2 separate regions of the Mus musculus genome follow, and region 1 is linked to region 2. A link is a loop called in an ENCODE intact Hi-C map of the cell type or tissue named here. Cell type or tissue: heart. All regions are shown on one strand. Links, peaks and the distances in the headings refer to the core of each region. The heading gives the core; the rest is flanking DNA. Region 1 has its middle 11 kb from the start of Gm24267. Region 2 has its middle 5.0 kb from the start of D830032E09Rik.

Region 1 (2,927 bases), core at 195-2,694, 140 kb before region 2:
TTTCTTCTTGAGTTCTTTCTTTGTGAAATGGTTACTCATACTTTATGTAAATTCATTTTAAGTGAGACTGTGTAGCTAAATAGAGTTTATCTTCATTTCACCAAAGCTGTCATAATATGGTTATCTGTCCGGGTTTCGCTACTTTCCAGAATGCATTTATTCTTTACATTTATTATTATGGTTTTAATATCTTACTGAAGAGAAGATACACATTGAGGCCTTCACCAAAACTTTTGGACTAGTAAATAAGATAAAATTGTGGAAAAAAATGGACTATAAATTATTTAGCTCACGTTACTAAATTGAAATAAGATCATACTGGATTCAGCAAACTCTGAATCCAGTGATAAGTGTCTTGCTAAGAAATAGAATGTAAATTTGGGGATCAATCACACTATCATTGTGACACAGAGAAGAGGGAAGCTGGACAGACACAGCCATAAGCTAAGGGTCACATATCATAGCAGCCATGAGAAGATAGACGAAGCAAGAAAAGATCTTTCAATACAGCCAATAAAGGGGATATGACAGCCCTGTTAACATCTTGATTTTAGAAAATTTTCCCACAGAACTGTGAGAGAAAGACTCAACTGTTTTGTGGAATTCTGCTAAATGTACTATTAAACTGGTAAGGGCATCACATTTTAATTTTCAAGGCAAAATATGTGCATATGGGAAAACTTACCAGAACATTATGATTCACTTTAGAAGTCTGGATATAAGCCACTTAAATACCACAAACCCAGGATTACAATTCCAAAGAACAGTTTTTGAGGACCAAATTCTGTTTTAATCATCATACTAATGTCTGCCTTGAGATTCCACTCTCTCATCTACAGTCTTGGTTTTATACCTAGGTGTTGTTAGAAATCTTATATAGAAATCTGTATAGATCTCTATAGAAACTAAAAATACATTGTTTTGGAAAGAATATGTATCTTAATGGGTATCTTTACTAAATATTTCCATGAGAGCACCATACAGCCTATTAAATAGCTAGGGAATGGGAGCTATTCATTTTCTTTCTATCTACAGAATTTTTATATGGTCCCTTAGAGGTTTCTTAATTCTAAAGTGGTTTTCTTTTTTTCTTTTTCCTGATTTGGATGGAAAATATCAGCTTCCTTTACTGAAATTCTTCCAATTGCTTCTCCAAATGTCAGTTGTATTGGACTTTCCTGAGGGGGAAAAATATTGCTGTCAGGGAAGCAGTTTGCAGATCAAGTAGATAACAGAAGCCAGGGTGCTATTATTAGCTGGGAGGCACTGAGGCTTGCAGGTTACACAAGGGAGGGAAATGGCAACATTCAGGTAAGAGGAGAGAATAGGAAACGGATCAGGAAGGATAGCTGCGCTTTTCTCTCATCACTTTCCTACCAATAAACAAAGAGAAGCGGTTCAGCAGGAATCTCTGGACTGTCTGTCTGTCTACTACCACCTCCTGTCTGTCTGTCTACTACCACCTTTTGAATCTAAATTACCAAAAAAATTATAATAGCTTTTTAAAAAGCATTTCAAGGTTGGTTGTAAAATCTCCAGTTTGGGTCAGTGGGCACAAATGAGCAGCCAAAAGTCAAGCCACATGTTAGAGGAAAGTTATTTATATCTTGCCCTATGTGGCTGTGTCCCAGCTCAGGGGAACTGCAGACAGCCCTTTCTCAAGTTGCCCTGTGTTGCTTCACAGTTCACAACAATCTGACTAATGGTTGCAATTTCTTCTCTAATTAGATTTTTGTCATGTGAAAATGCAAAGGTTCTTTATTTCTGCTTCACTTTCCCCTTCACCTTTCCCCACGTTTGATTTTATTTTTATTCACAACTTGGTTTGGTGATTCTGTGGAAATTTTCTCAGCCTTGGCCACGGTATCCTTAGTGCTTCATCTCTGGCAGCAATTTTGTGATGCTTGTCAGCTTCCATTTTACCCTGTGTGTCTTCTTTCTATATAAAGCTCAGCCATTAGTCATTGTTTTGGTTTTTTTTTTGTTTGTTTTTTTTTTTTTGTTTTTTTTTTTTGTTTTGTTTTGTTTTTTAAAGATAATGTTGGTTATGAGCCTGGAACAACTTGAATAAACTTGCAATAAATGATCCTATCCAAATGCAGAGAGAATTCACCAGGCACTGGCAATAACCGGGGCTTTCAGCCAGCATCAGTAAAAGCTGTCACCTCCCAAGCAAAAGCACTGAGTGGTGCCACAGGCAACTCTTCATAATTGGCCTTCCCAGGAACCAGTGTCTTTTAGTGGAATTGCCCTTAACAGCTACCACACATTCTCTCGTGCATGCACTCTACCTACCAAAAATTAAATTTCCAAGTCAACATTCTGAAATCCTTTTTAGCAAATGACTCGATTTTCAATCTCTTGACAATCAAGGAAGCAGATCTCCATTGAGGACTCCTTCCAAGCCTCTAAGCAAGGCTAACTCTAAGTTCCTTTAAATAACACAATTTGTTTGTTCTCATAATTTGAAACAAAATAGTGCTTGGTGAGGAATGGAAACAATGTCATATTTGCAATCTTGCCTCGTGAAAAGGCTCCTAGAGAAAGCCTGATGAAATTCTCAGGACAGAGATGTCAGCACTACTGGATTTTAGTACACCAGTCCTTGGAACTTATACATATTAAGGGAGCTTGAAACCCTCCTTGTTTTGCTGGACAAATCAGCCAGTACTTTATATTTTTTATGTGATCTTATTGATCATGGAAAATTTAAGAACCTTTTCCTAACTATAATTTGAGTATTTTTAATATTGAAAACTCATTTAGAATAGGTAGAAATTAACTTGTTGTAAACTAAGTATCAAATAAATCAGTAATAAAAAATTAAGCAAGCCATATTGCCAATACATAGCCCCTCTCGTATGGAACAAGTGTGTGTGTGTGTGTGTGTGTGTGTGTGTGTGTGTGTGTGTGTGTGTGTGTGTGTG
Region 2 (2,927 bases), core at 323-2,822:
AAGATATTGAATAGAATGACCAAAGTGGACACATACCTCGTTCCTAGTCTTTGATGTGATGCTTTGATCTTTAAGTACTCTAAGCACTATTAAGCACTATTAAGTATACTAGAGAACACTTTCAATGCTCTTTATCGGGTTAGTAGGTTCCTTTTTCATCCTATCTACTAAAACATTGGGCATTTTTGTTGTTGGTTATTTGTTTATTTTAATAAAAAATAAACATTACAGTTTTATTAAATATTCTAATGTATTTCTTGATATAAGGTTTTTTCAGTTTTATTAATAATGATGAGAGTACAGTGATTTATTTTGGAATATTAAATCCACATCCCTTTCCCAGGATATATCTAGACTTGAGTTTCATTCACCCTTCTTCTTTAAGTTTCTTGAAGTAGATCTAATTTTATGGGTAAACTGCTATCTTTATTCTGACATGTATTAAAAGTTTATCCCCCAAACTAAATGTCTTACTAAATGAATTCTAGTTCCGTATACCAATGTGAGTCAGAGAAAGAAAGACAGAGACAGACAGACAGACAGACAGACAAACAAACACACACACACACACACACACACATGGGGGGGATGTGAAACAACTGTGCTTCACATGGATACTCATTGATCTAGGCTGATAAAAACTTTTCCATCAACAAATGACACTTTGAGGTTCTTACACTGCATCTTTTCTTCAAACTAGAAGTGACATATATAAATATTAATATGCCCTCACATAATTAAGGGAGACTGGGAATGTTGGAGAATCTATGTTTATCCCTGATATATAAACACATGCCATGTGTATGAGGATAGCATGTTTGTATATCAAGATTTATTTTTATTTTTATCACTATATTTGAGCAATAAAACTATTTATACATATTTTCCTCAATTGTTCATATATTTCATAGCAAATATACTGACTTTATAAGAAAGTTAATTTTGATCATATAACTAAATGCTATGCTTGTTAAAGTCAGTTTGGCAGTGTAACACTAAAGCTTATCAAAAGAGGAGAGGGTAAAACAAATGAAGAGGGAAGATAAACTGAAAAGACAAAGGGTACTGAGGAATTTACCAGAGTAGGAAATATGAAAACCATTGGTGAAAAGAAATTGAAGAATTCCTATGCTACACTAGAAAAAGTAAAATAAAGCAAGTCTGGGGGTTAGATTTGGTGACTAGGTGTGCCTTGAATCCTAGGGTGACAAACATAAAAACAAAAATAGTCCCACAGTAGTGAGGAAGCAGAAATAAAAAGAAAATGGGAGCTGTAAAATATAGGACTGCAGAGCTCAGCAAGGAATGTATTGTACAGAGGATAAAATGTGTTGAGCTGTTTGTCTATACTGTATGAAAAGCGAGGAAATGATATAATCCTGTGATTGTTAAGAAACAAATTTAGGTATTGTATATAGGAGACACATAGGGCAATCCTATGAAGCACTGAGTATTTAAGAGTAGAGCTGTGGATGCAGTTTGAAAAGGAGATTAATTTTGTAAAGGTGATATTTGTATAGGTAGAGAAAGACATCTTAATACCCCAGATTTGAAATTGAGTCTCGTCTTGTTTCCAGTAACAGTGGATCATTCTCTTCTTCTGACAGGTAAGCTGCTTGTTTCTAATATTGATAAAGTACAGTTGAGGTGAAGCACTGATAGAAAGCAGCTTGACCCACGCCATTGCCTCATTGTCTAACTGAGGACTAAGCTTATTTGATTACCATAATGAATTCTGGAATATACCTATTACCATTGCTTGTTTCTATGAACTTCCATGTATTCTTCATCAATATGACCAGCTAAACCATTAGTAACGTGGACATATTATGATTGAGAAAACTATCCTTCACATTTGACAGTTCACTCACAGAAGAGTGATAGCCTCTGAGATGGGAATGACAAAGGACAAGTAGCAGGAGAGGATACAAAGCCAGAAGGTGACACTACTCTTTCAAGAAGTCCGACTTAATTTTGTCCCTGCATTTCTTTTACATAGTAACAATTGTGGGTTAAAAAAATTTGAAGATGTGTTGGTGACTCCATCCCTCCACTTTAGGTCATCCCTTAGTGAAAGAGGTCTTGGAATCCTTTCACATTCCAAGTTCTGGGACTTTCTAGACCCCACCCCCACTCCCACCCCTAACCCAGGCAGCTGCACATTTTCATTCATTCTCCTGGCCATCTGGGATTCTTTCTTTTCACCCCTGATACCTGATCCTTGCCCACCCCCACCACCCACCCCCACCCCTGTCTCTCCCACCCAACTTCCTCCTTCCCTCTTCCTACAGTGATTATTTTGTTCTGCCAACCAGTGATCCTAACTTGGGCAGGAACAAAACCCTGACACTTACAGACACTATGTTGTGCTTGTAGCATAGCTGCCCTCTGAGAGGTTCTACCAATAGCTGACTGAGACAAATGCAGATACTTAACAGGCAACCATTGGACTGAGGTCAGGAACCCCTGTAGAAGGTTAGGAGGATTGAAGGAGCTGAAAGGGATGGCAACCCCATAAGAAGACCAATAGTGTCAACTAACCTGGACTCCTGGGAGCTCTCAGAGACTAAGCCACAAACAGGGTTGTTCTGAGGCCCCTGCTATATGTATAACAGAGGATGGGCCTTGTTTAGCCACAGTGGGAAAAAATGTGCCTAATCCTGTAGAGACTTGACTGGACACCTTGGAGAAGAGGAATGCCCAGGGGTAGGGAATAAGGGGGTTGGGGCTAGGGGAGTACTCTCTCAGAAAGGAAGAGAAGGGGGTAACATTCAGGATGTAAATAAAATTTTAAAAAATTAATTGGAAAAAAAGTCTGATTTCAAAGAGAAAGTGCAAGAGCTGGCTCTTGGTGCTCATATAGTTTAAGAGCATACAGATATGTAGCCTTGCTTTCTTTTAAGTTATTATTTTAAAATCAAAAGTTT

Evidence for each region. Peaks named below come from ENCODE experiments on the same cell type or tissue, not always from the same donor. Only the 100,000 strongest peaks of a DNase experiment are listed, where the experiment ranks them.
Region 1: a loop joins it to region 2, with 4 times the contacts of the local background. A loop is called at or near these places in 2 of 42 quality-filtered maps.

Annotation. Positions count from the first base shown.
Region 1 is chr1:107,766,128-107,769,054 of GRCm38, forward strand. No RefSeq gene overlaps it. Among named protein-coding and RNA genes, the nearest start is that of Gm24267, 11 kb to the left of the region's middle. In heart, for the core only: no CTCF peak of the experiment used is centred there; no DNase peak of the experiment used is centred there.
Region 2 is chr1:107,910,818-107,913,744 of GRCm38, forward strand. No RefSeq gene overlaps it. Among named protein-coding and RNA genes, the nearest start is that of D830032E09Rik, 5.0 kb to the right of the region's middle. In heart, for the core only: no CTCF peak of the experiment used is centred there; no DNase peak of the experiment used is centred there.